Linked DNA regions of Homo sapiens: region 1 is linked to region 2. A link is a loop called in an ENCODE intact Hi-C map of the cell type or tissue named here. Cell type or tissue: gastrocnemius medialis. All regions are shown on one strand. Each heading gives the region's core, and the rest is flanking DNA. Links, peaks and the distances in the headings are about the cores only.

Region 1 (8,329 bases), core at 52-8,051, 210 kb after region 2:
TGTATTCCTTCACCTCTCTGAGATAGGAAGGGAGGGGAAAGTCCAGCAGGGCCTCAGTAAATACCTTCTGAGTGAATTTGATGAAATCATGAGAATGTCTAATCCCTGAGGTCCTCCTGAGGCACATGAGAGTTTTTCTGGGAGGTGCAGAGAGCCTTGTGGGCCGGGAGAGTGCAGTGCAATAAAATCGCATTAACTGATTGGTGCCAGTTAGCTCGAAATTATTATTTTCTTCCATAAGTGTCTGATGTACCAAGCAAGTTGCTTCCTCACCTGGCAGATTACTTATGAGGCATACAGGGAATTCATTGAATAAGCCATTTCTCTAAGACAGTGGCTTATTGAGATTTTATGCCATTTTCTTATTATTTAGTTGAGAAATACATTTTGTGAGGTTTCTATAGCAAAGCTGTCTTACTGCCTATGTGTAAATGGGTTTGCTTCTACACAAGTTGATTAATAGTCTGGCTTAAGCATCTGGTTTAACCATTGGTTTGAAAGTATAGGGGAGGAAAAAACCACGAACATTGTGGAGCATAAAATACATTACAGATAATAGGTAATCAGGCTGCAAAGGCCTTTAGTTCAAGATGTTCTTCTATCTCTAACTTGTCTAATCCAACCAAAAAAATTAGATTAGGATCTGTGTATACCAGTGAAACCAGTAGAACGACTGAGGTAAATCAGTATGTGTTGATTCTTCTTAAGGAAAATGTTAAAAGAGTTTTTTTCCCTCGTGTTCACTACATTTTCGTTCCTGTTCTGTTGCTATTCCCCCAAAATATGCACAGTCTTGAAACGCAGCTTTTAAAAACCTACTAAGATTATTAGGCAAAAGCAAACAAATCATAGCAAGATCCTTTTGGTATTTTATCATATACCTTTTGCAGCTGTGATTATTTGCTATCTTATTCATTCCAGCACTTTTTTTTTCCCTATGCTCTTTATTTATATGTTCTAGATAAATGCTAGGAAACTTCTCCAGTAAGGCAGCTTGGTTCCCCTGCCAAGCACTGTAGCCATATTCTTCCCTGACCTTTGCTCTTTGGGTGATGCTCTGCCATTCGTGCCCGTGCTTTCTATTTACATAAAGGATTAAAGATATGAATGATAGAGAAAAGCTAGCAGATTGCATCCATTTTCCTTGCTTTGCCTGGTTTCTAGTACCCCGATTCCATCATTTTTCACTTGGCATTTCTTTCATTGTCCTTTGCCTGGAAGCATCAGCCAGTCCTCAGGAGTGCTTGTTTGGGTGGATTTGACTTGGAGAAAAGCAGCAGTGATGGGAGAGTTTGACATCTGGAGACTAGCTCGCTGCCCTTCTGGGATAGACAGCAGTCTCTGGATGATCTTTCTGCTCTGTTACACTGCTGATAGTTTCAGAGATGAGCCTACTCAAGGGTCTGTAGTTCCAGTGTATTGTAAAAAATCAAATCACAGTGAACTCATAGCAAGCACTATTTTTTCTCAGTTCTTAAGAAAGGAGACCTCCTTTCTAGGTTATATAATCTAGATCATTCTGTGAGGATAAGGTGGAGGCAGGGATCTAGCATTTGCAGAAGTTTGGTGAGAAAGCATGTGTTGCTCAAGAAAGGACAAGTTCAGTGTTGAAGTGTAGATGGCCTGGTGGGCAGGGGAGCAGTGGAGCTGGAGGGACAGGCTGGGAACAGGCTACAGAGGCCCTGAAATCTCCTATGGAGTCTGGAGTTTAGTGATGTGATCTGATTTGTATTTTCTTAGAAGTTTCCCAATTGCAGTGATGGACTGTAGTGTTCCAATAAAAGCCCTCTGGTTTCAGGGCTGGAGGGAGAGAGAGCAGGAAGACTGATCCAGGTTGAAGAAGGCTTGGATTTGGGTGATGGCAGCAAGGATGGAAAGTTAGTGGACAAATTCAAATTTGAGAGCTGCGATGACTGGGTGGAGGGAAAGGGGGAGAAATACATGAAAAGGTTGTATTACGTTTCCTCCCCATCTCAGCGTGAGACCTGGGACTCCTGTCTTCTGTCATCACTTCTTAGTCCTCACACTTGTGAGAGGCAAACTGTATTATAGGTCGCCTCCTACCTCACAAGTCACAATAGGATTCAAGAGCAAATGCATCTGAGCCTCTTTAAGAGGCCTACAATTGCAAGGAAATTAGACAGATCTTCAAAATTAGCTGCTGGTAGATGATCACATTTGGCATTGGCACTTGTGACTCTTGTGTGCTCCCAATGCCTGCTGGTGGAACTAAACTTCCACTGTGCCTTTGGCTGCTAAAAATGCTGGTAGGATCATAATGCATGCAGCTTCTGCAGAGACTTCTTTGGAATACCTCAGTAAGTCTGACTTCATGTTATATCTATACTGAGTAAGATGGAAACCAGGGCCGAGCGGCAGTGGCTCATGTCTGTAATCTCAACACTTTGAGAGACTGAGATGAGAGAATCACTTGAGGCCAGGAGTTCAAGACCAACCTGGGTAACACAGCAAGACCCTGTCTCTACAAAAAATTTTTAAAAAATTAGCCAGGTGTGGTGGCATGCATCTGTAGCCTCAGCTGCTTAGGAGGCTGAGGCAAGATCAGTTTGAGCCCAGGAGTTTGAGGTTGCAGTGAGCCATGATAGCGCCACTGCACTGCAGCCTGGGCAACAAAGTGAGATCCTATCTTAAAAAAAAAAAAGAAGATGGAAACTAGGCCCTTCTTTTATGTTTCTTAGGAGCCCTTAGGAATATACTTTTTGTTTGTTTTGTTTTGAGATGGAGTTTCTTTCTGTTGCCCAGGCAGGAGCGCAGTGGTGGGATCTTGGCTCACTGCAACCTCTGTCTCTGGGGTTCAAACGATTCTCCTGCCTCGGTCTCCCAAGTAGCTGGGATTACAGGCGTGTGCCACCATGCCCAGCTAATTTTTGTATTTTTAGTAGAGACGAGGTCTCACCATGTTGGCCAGGCTAGTCTCGAACTCCTGACCTCAAATAATCCACCTGCCTTAGCCTCCCAAAGTGCTGGGATTACAGGCATGAGCTACCATGCCTGGCCAGGAGAAGGATTTTTGAGCAGAATTCAAACCAATGATTTTTGTCTTCCCTGTGCCGGGTATTTGAAAAAACCATAGAGGGGAAGGAAAGGCAGTCTGTGTGTGTATACCATGACAGAGGGAGAAGCTGAAATAAAATGTGCCCCGAGAAGAATTAGGGCTGGGAGGATGGAACAGCAAGAATGATCCTAAATCAAGTATAATAATTTTTTGTGTTTGTTTTTTTTTTTGAGACAGAGTCTCACTCTGTTGCCCAAGCTGGAATGCAGTGGCATGATCTTGGCTCACTGCAACCCCCGCCTCCCGGGTTCAAGTGGTTCTCCTGCCTCAGCCTCCCAAGTAGTTGGGACTACGGGCACACGCCACCATGCCCAGCTAATTTTTGTGTTTTTAGTGGAGACGGGGTTTCGCAATATTGGTCAGGTTGGTCTTGAACTCCTGGCCTCGTGATCCACCTGCCTCAGCCTCCCAAAGTGCTGGGATTACAGGCATGAGCAACTGTGCCCAGCCTAATAATGCTTTTTTAAAAAATAGCCCGGGCGCGGTGGCTTATGCCTGTAATCCCAGCACTTTGGGAGGCCAAGGCAGGTGGATTGCTTGAGGTCAGGAGTTTGAAACCAGCCTAGCCAACATGGCGAAACCCCATCTCCACTAAAAATAGAAAAATAAGCCAGGCATGGTGGCATGCGCCTGTAATCCCAGCTACTTGGGAGGCTGATACAGGAGAATTGCTTGAACCCAGGAGGCGGAGGTTGCAGTGAGCTGAGATCATACCACTGCACTCTAGCCTGGGCGACAGAGTGAGACCCTGTCTCAATAAAAACCAAAACAAAAGCAAAACAAAAAATATAGACGTGCGCCTTTTTCATTTAACGTGTGTGTGTGTGTGTGTGTGTGTGTGTGTGTGTGTGTGTACTGGTGAGAGGTTTGAAATCAAGGCTCTTTTCTCCCTCTAGAGGTTTAAGGACTGTATTGGAGTGGACTCACCTGTTCCTATCCTTGTTTGATCTATTACAATTTGGTGGCCTGTTTTGCAGTTTATCTGTTGCAGAAAAAGTATAGTTAATCTTTAATGTGTCAAGGCTGTAAACAGAAATCCTGGCTCTGAAACAGTACTAACATCCAAATGAATGAGCATATCAGAAGTACCTGAATGATACCATAGATTTATGGCAACCATTATAGGTCTTTGAAAGAAGAGCTGAATCCACTTTTGACATGAATTGATATGGCTGTTATTTCCTCTGATGTAGATTGGACCATGTGGAGGTAGGGAGAATAGAATGTCATGTTCTTTCACTGAAGCCATGCCGTGAGCAACTCTATCCAAATAGAATGTCACACCTCTCAGTTGGAGACCCAGGAGGACTGACCGTGTGCCAAGAGTGAGGACAGGAGGTGATTACAGCTTACTAGGCAAGGCGAGCAGTCCGCCCGCGGAGTTCACTGAGCCTCATTAGCTCTTCCGTAGAGCTTAATGTGTTTCCCGTTTCTGTCTTTCCAGAAGCGCATACTGTGCTGCCTCCGTAGCCTCGCTGACCAACATCATCACTCCAGACCTCTTTGAGGGCACTGCTGAATGGATAGCAAGGTGAGAGAAGCCAGGGTTTCTCCTGGCCTCTTGGAGAGCAGGCGGTCACGACACTACTTCAGAAAAATAAAGAAAATGCAGAGGGACTTGGAAGGAAATACAAAAATCACAGGAGATCCATTAGGGTTATCTAATGATTTTTTTAAATACTTAAAATGTCTTCTTTTTTCCAAACTTTCTTTAATGTTATATTATATTTTAGATTGGCAAAGATAAAAAACTTTGGTAAACAATATTAGTGAGAGCCTGAATTGATTTAACCAGTTTTTAGAGCAATTTGACAGTATGTCAAAGGTGCCCTTGCGTAGGACCCAGTAATTCCACTCCCACAGAAACCCTTGCACACACGAATGGGAGAGAGGAGCACAGGACTTGTTTATAAGAGCCAAAAGCTGAAAGCAGATTCAGTGCTCATAAGCACGAGATGGGTAAGTGTGGTATAGTTGCATCGGAATATAATGTAGCAGTGAAAATGAATGAACTAGAGTTACATGTATCAATATGGAAAAATCTCTATGTTGAGTTGAAAGAATGAAAAGAAAAAAATACAAAAAAACCATACAGATTAGCACATTTACTTAAAATTTGAAACATGCAAGAGAATTCTGTATTGTTTCTGAGAAGAATCATGTGGTAATAATATAAAAACATGTATACGAAAGATAAACACCAAATTTAGCATAGTGATTCCCGCTGAGGGGAGAGCAAAGGAAATGAGATAAGTCTGCATAGGAGACTTCAGCTGTAATAGTTAACAACAACAAAGACCTGAAGTGTATATGGCTAATTCTAAGCTAGGTCTTAGATACGTGTATGTTCTATATTTTGTTTGCTGTACTTTCCTGGATGCTCCAAATATTTCATAGTTTAAAAAAAGCAGGCCAGGTGCGGTGGCTCACGCCTGTAATTCCAGCACTTTGGGAGGCCAGGGCAAGCGGATCATGAGGTCAGGAAATCGAGACCATCCTGGCTAACATGGTGACACCCCGTCTCTACTAAAAATACAAAAAATTAGCTGGGCATGGTGGCGGGCGCCTGTAGTCCCAGCTACTCGGGAAGCTGAGGCAGGAGAATGGAGTGAACCCAGGAGGCGGAGCTTGCAGTGAGCCGAGATCACGCCACTGCACTCCAGCCTGGGCGACAGGGCGAGACTCCATCTCAAAAAAAGAAGCAAAAGGTATAGTAGACACATATATACTATGATGGAATGATAGCCAAGCTGAGATACTGTTTTAGTTAAAAAAATTTTATTTTTATCAAAGTAGTATGTATTACCATATAAATATAATTTACAGTGATACCAGATGATATGCTGAGATCATGTTTACTTTTTTGTATGAGTTTCATTTTCCTGGAGTTAATGGATATATCATGAATGTACTTATGAATTCCTTCCCAAATTGTCTGTCAGAGCTATAAAAAATTACTCTAAACATAGTCAAACCCTTCAGGTAACCTGTCTCTGTGCACACGTGCGTTTTGAGTTGCCCCTTCTGGAGCCCTCTGCCCTCCTGCTTCAGTCTGGACAGATTGCTCTCAGCTTGCTACACAGCAGGCATCCCGAAGCTTCCTTTCAGCATGAAATTCACTTCATTTCTCTCCTTCGTTGAAGTCCCTGTCCTCCTTTTTCTTGGTTTTCTTATTTTCATGAAGTATTGTACTCCAACAGATCCCAAAAAAGGGTACCTGGGAGATACATTTTTAATATCTTGCATGTATCTGTGTTCTAATCTCACACTTAATTATTTGGTTAGAGATTTCTAACTTGGCAATGGTATAAACTGTAGTCTTTCTGAATTTTGTAAGCATTGCTTCATTATCTTCTGGCTTCCAATGTCATTGTTAATAAGGCTGATAATAGTAACCAGAGTTCATTGAGGACTGTCATGCTCAATGGTAAGGCAGCTATAGTTGAGAGCTGGAGAGTAGGCACTGCCTGTGTTTGGTTCTCTTTTATATTTTGTGTTTCTCAGCTGAGATTTTCCATCTTTTTATTCTTTATGAGTGCATTTTTCTTCATTTTGCTGTGGTAAGTATGGAATTATAATGTCTGCTTTAAATTGCTTGTCTGGGAATTTCCACATCTGTGTGTCCTGGAGTTGGCATGTCAGCTCCATGAGTCTTCCTGTGCTGAGTGATGTTGTGTTGTGTCCTAGACATTGTGATATGATGGTGGAGGTGTCATACAACAGAACGGTATGGATTCTGTTGGTTTGCCCCAAAAGGGGTTGATGTTTTCAGTTTAGCAGGCAGTCAACTTGGTCAGACTCAAGCTACAAACTGTCACTCATGCAGCAGCTCAGAGCTCAGTTCTTGCTTAGAAGTTGCTTTGTTTCCCCAGCACGTATGTGGAAACTTGAACTGAGTTTAAATGCAGAATTTGGGATTTTTCTTCTTTGACTTTCCTGTTTCTGGATTCGTCCTCAGTTTCTGGCAGCCTGCATCTTCCTGCCAGAAGGATGGTTGGCTTCCCATTAGAGTGTTGGCTGCCCGCCCTGACCCCTGACCCCTGGCCTGCTGCTGCCGCCCTGGGCTATGGCTGCCATCCTGAGGGCAAACCAGAGAGAAAAAGTTGTGGGGGAAGGGAGGGACTAACTGCATGCTGTTCTCTGTTCCAAGTTTCAAACTCCACCAAAATCTGCCTGCCCTTTTTCAGTCAGCTGAACCCTCAGGAAGCTGTTTTTTTGTATTTTGTTCAGTGTACAGCTGTCATTTGCAGGGGGGTTGACTGGTTAGGCACAGACTAGATACGGAACTCAGACAGCCTGGGTTTGAATCCCAGTTTTGCCCTTTCTTTCCTCTTCTCTTCCTTCTTTCTTCCTCTGTCTTTCAATTCTCTCTTTCTTTTTTTGAGACCGAGTCTTGCTCTGTTGCACGAGCTGGAGTGTAGTGGTGTGATCACAGCTCGCTGCAGCCACCACCTCCTGGGCTCAAGCAATCCTCCCATCTCAACCTCCTAAGTAGCTGGGACAACAAGCGCGTGCCACCATAACCAGCTAATGTTTAAAAAAAAAATTTGTAGAGATGGGATCTGTCTGTGTTGTCCAGGTGGGGCTTGAACTCCTGGGCTCAGGCTATCCACCCACCTTGACCTACCAAAGTTCAAGGATTACAGGCATGAGCCACTGCGCCCAGCTTTTTTTTTTTTTCTTTGAAGACACGGTCTTGCTTGTTGCCCTGGCTGGATTGCAGTGATATGATCACGGCTCACTGCAGCCTTGACCTCCTGGGCTCAAGCAGTCTTCCCACCTCAGCCTCCTGAGTAGCAGAGACCACAGGTGTGCACCACAACACCTAGCTAATTTTTAAAATGTCTTGTAAAGACAGAGTCTCACTGTGTTGCCCAGGCTGGTCTTGAACTCCTGGTTTCAAGCAATCTTCCTGCCTCAGCCCCACAAAGTGTTGGAATTACAGGTGTGAGCCACGATGGCCAGCCTGCCATTTCTAATTAGCTTTGTGCTTGGACAAGTTATTCCACTGCTCTGTGTCATAGTTTCCTTATATGTCAAGTGGTGGGATACTGAATTTAATTAATTTAATTTAATTTATTTATTTTTTGAAAGAGGGTCTCACTTCGTCACCCAGGCTGGAGTGCAGTGGCGTGATCTTGGCTCACTGCAGCCTTGACCTCCTGGGTTCAAGTGATCCTCCTGCTTCAGCTTTCCAAGTAGCCAGGACTGCAGGTGTATGCCACCACACCTGGCTAATTTTTGTGTTTTTAG
Region 2 (8,329 bases), core at 55-8,054:
CTAATGTTTCTTTTGAAAGACACCCCTGCCTAGGCTGCTAAGGTGGCCCCAACAACAGTACTGAAGGGAAAAAAAGTCAAGACGTTGAGACTAGGAAGGCTGACATGCTCCCTTTCTCCATTCTGCCTACCCAGCAGAATGGGCACATCTGGCCACCCTATTTAGACCTTTCCAAAGCTTTAGCTCAAGCCCAGGTCACTTAGAGTGGACTCTCAGGAGAAGGAAGCCAGTAAACCACTTAGGTTGTTTGTTCTTGAAAATCTTGAAAGGACCTCAAACTTGCATATTTACTTGTTGGCCAGATGTTCTGAATAGTTAAGGCCCAGGCATACAATTCTATGCTCTGTGGCTTTTCCTCTCCCTGGGGGGCATTCAGATTCTCTGGTAAGTCAGATGCATGCTCCTGGTGAGGAGGAGGCTCAACTAGGCACAGCCAAGGTCAGCAAAGGCTCTTTCCTGATCAACCTAGGACTGACCACTAAACACAGAGTCTTGCTCTGTCACCCAGGTTGGAGTGCAGTGGCGTGATCTTGGGTCACTGCAACCTCCGCCTCCCGGGTTCAAGCAATTCTCGTGCCTCAGCTTCTTGAGTAGCTGGGATTACAGGCATGCACCACCACGCCCAGCTATTTCTTTTTTTTTTGGATTTTAGTAGAGATGGAGTTTCGCCCTCTTGGCCAGGCTGGTCTTGAACTCCTGGTCTCAAGCCATACACTTACCTCAGGATCCCAAAGTGCTGGGATTATAGGCATGAGCTACCACGCCCGGCTTTGTGCTCGGCTCATTAACCTGTCTCCACCAACTTCCCAAGCAGCTCATCAGACGTGGTGACAACACACACAGGCCAACTGGAGAAACCCGGGGCCCTTCTGCCTGCCAGAATCACACACACCCTTCAATTCCCAGCTCAAAGGCTGCCTCCTCCATGAACTGTTCCCCGATTTTCCTTGCATCTCTTCCTTGGCTCTCTCATTGCTGTTTAATTTATGTGCCCATCCTACAGTTCTTCTCTAATTCCACTCATGCTAATTAATTGTGAACATAGTTCATTTTTCCCTAATAGATTTTGAACTCCTGAGAGACAGACACTATACTGAATTCATCTCTGTGGTTCCCCTCTCCCCTTTCATGGTTGGCCAGGGGTTTAGCTTTAAACATAGTAGGAGTACAACAAGCAACTGTTAAAATAGAATTTACCTTGGTTTCTTAAAAAAGATAAAAGAATCTCTGCACAAAGGCCAGTCCCCACTCTTACCTTGCTTTGGCAAATCTTACGGAATATGGTACCCCTCTCCCTCCACCTGGATCGCCAGGGTCATTGCAGCTAGATCCAGCCAGCACAGAGATATAAGAAGGTAAAACCAGACTGACGACAAAGCCAATGGTTCCAAGTTTGGTTGGCTTAAATTAACATACACAAAAGCAATGGGTCACCGTTATGGTCCGTCCCCAAGGGAAACCAAGGGAGAATTTTGTGGGGTCAAGGAGGGTGAGAAGGAGATAAAGAAAGAAGAAAGAGAGTTTCCTGTAAAGAGCAAGGACACCAGGGGTAATGACTGAGACCCAAGTGGATTCCTTGTCATGACAAGGGAGATGAGACACCGCAGCATTCCTTTCCCGGCATGAGAAGCCCAGACACTCCCAAGATGTGAGGTCATTATGGTCCCAGAGGGGTCCAGGGCCCTGCTCAGGCTTCAAGGTCTGCCAGGGACTGTGGTATCTGGGAGCTGAGTACAGGGAGGGAGTGGGGAAGAGGATTACTACAACCTTCAATTTGGGCCATAAGGTATGGGGGCAGCGGGAGAATCACTCCAGAAAGTGTTTATGGGGAAGGTTGTACTCTTCTTAGGAGGTGGAAGACGGCAACAGTCAATGATAGGGAAACAGGTCCAGTGTGGGCTGCTGACTGGTGGATCAGGTGAAGGAACCCACCTTCCACACATACACACACAACCCCATGTAACTCAAACTTTCTTATTGGCCGAAGACTTAAGGTCGGAATATACTTACCCTGGGTCAAGTTCAGGGAGGCAATAGTCACAGGAGTTGGGGAAAAAAAAAAAATCCCAAGAATCAGATATCAGCCAACAGGGGGAGGAGAAGTCATTTCTACTAGAGATTTAAGATATTCTCCACCCCCACCTTCTCTCTCTCTCTCTCTCTCTCTCACACACACACACACACACACACACACAGAGAGATCTATTATGAACCTGCTAAGCAAAAATCTAATTCCAGTTTAAGGATGAAAGGTTTCATCAAGAAAATCCTTCCTGAGGCAGTGGGGAGGATGTTATCTGTTCTCGATTTCCTATCCAATCACTCCTTTTGGGACTACAGAGAGGACTATGGTAATTCCTCTCTCTAGGCCCAGGCAGGAAATCGGGGTTAACCAGGAGGCCCTGTGAACCTGCGCCCGGCTGTCCAGCCCTCAGACACTGCTTTGCCCAGACTCTCGTACTTCTCACTTGGCCGCAGGTCACTCAGGACAGAGGCAGAGGGCAGGCCCCACCTGGTCCCAGCTCCAGCACCTCCTTGCTTCTCAGAGGCCTTGGGGGCAGAGGCTGCCTGAGCTCCCTCCCAAGGGGACCCCCACCTCCCTGAGCCCGACAAACACGTCTCCATCACTGCCATGCCAGGGCTCACCCAACACACACAGAGGATTCACACTAGGTGGGGAGGGCTGTGAACCTTGTGACTGTGAGAATGCCCTCCAACCCTTGTGGCCCCAAACAGTACCTGCCAAGGCCTTTATCCGGGACCTCTCAAAGAGCCTGGCTGAGCTGTTGTCATTATCCAGCTCGTCGTCTGGGGCGTCCCAGCGGGCATTGATCCTGCTGTAAGGTGGCTGGTTGCCCACATTTTCAAACTCTGTGGCCGATGTCATGTCAGCAGGCTCTTAGCAGCTCCGCCTGCCTCAGTCTTCATGGAAGGATCCCTGGGGGACAGCAACACAGTCAGAGGGTTATCTCTCTACCCCCTCGGACTTTTTCTCCGGGGAAACTTATTCGGAGCATCCAACGTGAGTAGATCCTGACAGAAGCAGAACGCCATGTCATCTGCCTGGGCGTGCTTCCTACCAGGGTCTCTGGGTCGTTTGTTATAAAATATTGCAGCAGCAGCAGCAGCAACAGTACCGGCAGCAGTGGCAGGGATGGAGAGCTGCACGTAGCAAGGGTCAGGACGGCCAGCAGGTGGAGACGTCAGTCGCAGCCAGCTGCTTCCTCCAGACCAGCCGCCCCGCCGCGGGGAGCACCCCGGGAGAGAGGAAGCTCTCCTGGGAGCCAGAGGCAGCAGGGCACAAGCTGGGGAAAGCAACCCTCACCCTGAGGACTAGGCCAGGACCTAACCTGGTGGGGGAGATGGGGACAGGCCAGGGGAAGGGAGAGGCTGGAAACAGGCTGAGTCTGACCCATATGGGAACCATGGGGAGAGATGGATGAGAGAGTTAAGCCGCCACTGACGCCACCAGCCCGGGGCAGCTGCACTGGGGGGACTTCACTCCTCCCGGAGGCTTTCTGAGAGCCCTCTGAGTTCCTTCCCAGCAGTTGGTATTCAGAAAGCTGACCTCGCATTTTAGGGCTTCTTTGGAGCATGACCAGGTGCTCAGATGAGGTCTCCTGTTGAATTCCAGGACAGACTGAGCAACCCAAAGGAGCCTGCTGTCCCATCAAGCACGTGGCAGTCGGGGCATCCCATGGACAATGGAACCGTGCATTGTGAGTCCATGTGATGAACCAGCGCATCAGGAGCACTGGGTCCTCCCTCACCCGTCATCAGTCATTCCTACTCACTCATTCATTCATTTACAGTTAATTCAAATATGTACCAAGCTCCAACTAGGTGGCAGGCACTGTACTAGGCAGGGGCAAGTAAGACAGGAAAGTCATGTCCTCACAGAGCTTGGAATCTGGTGGCAGAGACACACAATTAAACAAGCAACTACAAGAAGGTGTGATGTGTGTCATGGCTGGCTTAGGTGGGGACTCGGCGGGGACTGGTATCAGGGAGGGGAAGTTGAAGCTTATTCCTAAAGGAAGCTTGGAGGTACCCATGAAGGGACAGGTGGGAAAGGACAAGAGTCCAAGCAAAGGGAATAAAGAGTAGGTGTAAAGTCCTGAAGGTAAGAAAGAACACAGAAAGCTTTGAGAACTTTAAGAAGTAACGGGAAGGCAGGGGTGGAGTCAGGGGAGAAAAGTGAGGAGGGGGCCAGGGGAGCCAGGCTTGGTCTTCAATGCCCTGGACCCTAGGAAAACTATTAGCTTTCTTCATCTGTACCTGACATTTGGTCCTCTTTCTAGGGATCTTAAGGGACTCCAAGATCAAGTCTGTAAGAGAATAGGGGACCCAGAGCCTTCACAACCAAGAGAGCAAAGCGGGAGGCAGGGAGGCTGTGAGGCAGACCTGTGATGGGGGTTGACAGCCAGTGAGCTGTGAGGGAGACCACTCCCTCTGTGGGTGTGTGCACCCACGGCACACACACAGGCTCATATCTGACACACTGACACACACCAGCACACACATGCACATCCACCAGGCACATGATCACGGAGGCACTGAAGCACATTCACCAGCCCAAGTGTGAGATGGCAGCAGGGCTACAGCCTTATTTTTCAGATACAGACTCACTTCAGACTGCATTTTCCCCAACCTGATGAATCCATCCCACCACATCCTTGTGAGGTAAGATAGGAGCCAGGATTACCCACCCTAATTGCCTTGGGAGAAAAACCAAGGCCTGCTGCAGGAGGAGGCCTCCCCAGGGTCATCCGGTGGAATGACTGCGGCTGGGACCAAAGGCCAAACTGGAGCGCAGTTTATCCCCCTTGACCAGACGGGTTTCAGGAGGGCAGGTGGGGAAAGGACTGGAGCACAGTTTATCCCCCTTGATCGGACAGGTTTCAGGAGGGCAGCTGGGGAAAGGACTGGAGCACAGTTTGTTCCCCTCAATCAGAAGGGTTTCAGGAGGGCAGGTGGGGAAAGGACATGGTGCATGGGGACAGAGGGCATTTCCCAGCCAGGGCTTAGCAAAAGTGTTTGCCACTCAAGAGAAGGGAAGGTGCAAGGTGGGAAAACCAGTCATCATCCCGAACACAGGATGCCCCATGATGCCAGACCTGTGCCCAAGACCACCCTTGTGCCTTTGAACAGCCTGTCCTCTTCTGCAGATGGACTTGCTGCTTCCAGGACTGAGATTTCGCACCCAACTGGCTGGGCAACGATAGCCGGGAAAGATACCCCCCACCCCCGGCCCCACACCTTTCTCTATTTCCCTTAAGGGAAACTACCACTGACTTGGTCTCTGAGCCAGAGAGGGACTGACAGGCTGACCACCTCCTGCAGGGCCACAAGCCTGTCCAGCAGCCCCTGAGAAGGGCTGAGCTGCCAGACGCAGGAGGTGAGGTGAGATCAGACCCTGAGTGCAGGAAGTAACCGGACCCTGGCTCTCCTGATTCGTCCTGGGCTATTTTTAAGAGTGGCTGAGAGAGGCCTGGGCCGTGGGGCTGGAGAGTGAGATTACCTTTGCCATGGCTCCGTAAATAAGTCTGCCCCAGAAAGATGAGCCTGAGCAGGCCGACCAGCAGGCCCAGCGTTCAAGACAAGATTGATGGCCCCGGGTGCAGAAGAGCAGCGGCTCGACAGCAATTCATCCTGCTTAAAAATGCCATCCCTCCTGTGGCCATGGCTCAGAGAAGGCAGCAGCCGGGCAGCAGCTCTGCCAGGAATGGGAAGAGATGTATATGTGTGTCTAAATATACAGCTGGAGGGTTTTTGTTTTTGTTTTTGTTTTGGAAAGAGTCAGGTCCCTGAAAACAAACACCAAGGAAAGATGATTCAGAAATGAAAGTGAGGCCCCTTTCCTTGTGCCCTCTTCCCCTGCCATGCCCACCCCAGGCCCTGCCCAGATGGCATTCCATCAGAGTCAAGGGGGTCATGGGATGGGCCAGTGCATGCAGGAAGGGAAGCTCTCGGAGAATCAGGTGTAAGAGGCAGGAAGGAAATAAATAAGAGAACAGGAAAGCTACAGATAGTTAACAAAAAGCAAACACGAAGATATGCCTGTCCAAAACCAGATTTAACCCATTCTCGGCGTCACCATGTCTCTTTCCATACTGTTACAACGGCCCTTCAAAGGCCTGGCTATAAAGAGATGACCATGACTGAAAAAAACAGCATATGTTGGGGCTCATGGTGGGGACACCTAATTGAATGGGGAGTCATGGAAATGACATTTAAGTTGCTACCTGGGAGGAACTTAGAGATGAGATGATCTGGTCTCATTTTCAAAGATATAAGTCATCTGCACATCTAGAGTGGCCTTCCATGAGTCACGGAGGACCGCAAATACATGGCTAAAATTAGATCTTAAATTGCACTTCAGGCCCATCAGTAAACCCAGGAAAAAAGGCATAAGTACTTCCTTGTCCATTCATTCCCTGGCTTACCCACAAGTCCCCCAAAATTCCTTCTCTGAACCCACCTGACCCTCGTCAAAGTGTAGGTGGGTCTTCTCTGGTCTCCGTGACTCTGTGCCCAGAGAGGTCCACCTGCCCCATCCATCCATCCACCTGCCCGTCTAGCAGCTCTAAATGCACAGTCCAGAGTCATCCTTACCTGCCTTCTGCCACCACCGACCCCAGGCTATATTTTGAGTAGGATGGGACCTGAGAAGGCTTGCCCACAGCTCAGCACTGAAAACCTCATGGGATCACACAGAGGACTCAGCTCACAGAAGGAACATGTACTTATTAATGCATTTCACAATACCACTGATGCAACCCACAGCTCCAACCTTCACATCCGCCTTTGAGGTCCGATGCTAGGCTCAGAGCCTCAACCTCATGTGCTATGTCCAGTTACTCCCTGGGTTGGTTAAGAACTGAGAAAGCAGTGGTAGCAGCTCCTCTCCCAGCCTGCAGGGTGCTGACGGAGCCCAAGCTAGGACCCATGTCAGCCCTCGCCGAAGCCCCGAGCAGAAGAGGCAGCTGTTCTCTTTTCTCCATCCTCTAGTCCCCCAACAAAGTAAACAGCATCCTCTCCTCTTCCCTGGGTCATACAAAAGTGAGAAGCAACAAAGCACAAAGATCTACTTCCGAAGTGGGAAACCGGGGGAATACAGGGCAACGCAGGGCTGAGGAGCAGGCTGTTGAAATAGCAAGGACACTGTCTTTCTTAAACAGTATTGCTCCTTCCACTGTATTGTTATCTTCTCTCTAGCTGTAAGGTTTGACCCCCTCACCTGTTTTCTAGTTTGTCCTGCCCCTTTATGCTACCTCAAACCTGCTTTTAACAATTTGGTATTGTGGCAACCCGGTCAGGAGATTAAATCCTGAAGTTTCTCTGGTAATTTTTCTGTCAATCCATCACCAAAAAAGGAACATCCTTCCTCTCCCTCTGATCATAATCGCATTGCACATTCACAGGTACCTTAAAGAATAGTCAAATACACAAAAACACATGTGCACACACTCACTAGAATGAGAAGCAATAAGACGTGCAGTGCAGAATACTTACTCTAAATCTATCTGCAGCCCTAACCTCCTCCCTACTCTCAAGCTCTAGTCTGGCACCTCCATCTGCCTACCAGACATTTCCACCTAGAAATTACAGCTCAGTCTCAATATGGCTAAGACTGAGCATGGGGCTACCAGGACAGCAGAACCAGGGAGTTTCAGTACCATGGGGTAACGATGTGGCCCAGATAAGCATGCCACCTATGGGTGACCTTTCCAGTCGATGGACACCACCAGCAGTTCCTGGACAAGCCACTTCCCCTCCCCAGAGCACATTCTGCTTTTTCACACTACAGCTCCCATCCCAACCAAGTCTGGCTATTAGTGCATCACTGATGGACTATGGTTTGGGGTGCTTAAAGTCCCAAGATTACTACCCATGGTTGCTACTTAGGGATCTCCATGCATCTGCAATATCCTGGTCATTCTGGTCGACTGCTGTTTGGTGAGGCCTTTACCAGACACTTCTACTCCAGTTTCTGTCACCCGGCAGGGGCTTTACATGCCGCAACTTGTCCACTCTCATCATGGAAAAATCTCCTACCAAGAACTGGCTCCAGTTATGCTGCAGCTGCTGGAATAGGGGTGGGGGTGGATGGGATCATAGCTCCAATAGTTCTTACAGGATTTGGTTGGGGAACAGGTGCTACTCAGCTCTGATGTAGGGACTGGCCCATCAGCCTTCTATCATAACAACAGTATCTATCAGCACTTCACATCCTGCACAGAGGCAAATGTCCACTGGGAACCATTAAAGGAGAGGGGAGAGATGATACTCATATACATATCAGGTTGGTACAAAAGTAATTGTGGGT

Evidence for each region. Hi-C counts contacts between places; a loop is a spot of excess contacts. Peaks named below come from ENCODE experiments on the same cell type or tissue, not always from the same donor. Only the 100,000 strongest peaks of a DNase experiment are listed, where the experiment ranks them.
Region 1: a loop joins it to region 2, with 9 times the contacts of the local background. A loop is called at or near these places in 3 of 110 quality-filtered maps.

Annotation. Positions count from the first base shown.
Region 1 is chr14:65,028,090-65,036,418 of GRCh38, forward strand. CHURC1-FNTB (CHURC1-FNTB readthrough) reads left to right here. Exons shown (of 14, transcript NM_001202559.1): 9 at 4,521-4,607. It overlaps FNTB (farnesyltransferase, CAAX box, subunit beta), which reads left to right. Exons shown (of 12, transcript NM_002028.4): 7 at 4,521-4,607. It also overlaps a transcript of MAX not described here. Among named protein-coding and RNA genes, the nearest start is that of MIR4706, 12 kb to the right of the region's middle. In gastrocnemius medialis, for the core only: a CTCF peak has its summit at 4,050; DNase peaks (open chromatin) are centred at 3,632 and 4,392; H3K4me3 peaks cover 649 bases; H3K27ac peaks cover 4,691 bases.
Region 2 is chr14:64,820,208-64,828,536 of GRCh38, forward strand. It overlaps SPTB (spectrin beta, erythrocytic), which reads right to left. Exons shown (of 36, transcript NM_001355436.2): 2 at 2,740-2,938. The coding sequence starts at 2,887. Among named protein-coding and RNA genes, the nearest start is that of MIR7855, 39 kb to the left of the region's middle. In gastrocnemius medialis, for the core only: CTCF peaks have their summits at 3,186 (motif pointing right), 3,396 and 6,909; DNase peaks (open chromatin) are centred at 3,234, 4,954, 5,504, 6,794 and 4 weaker places; H3K4me3 peaks cover 1,524 bases; H3K27ac peaks cover 6,211 bases.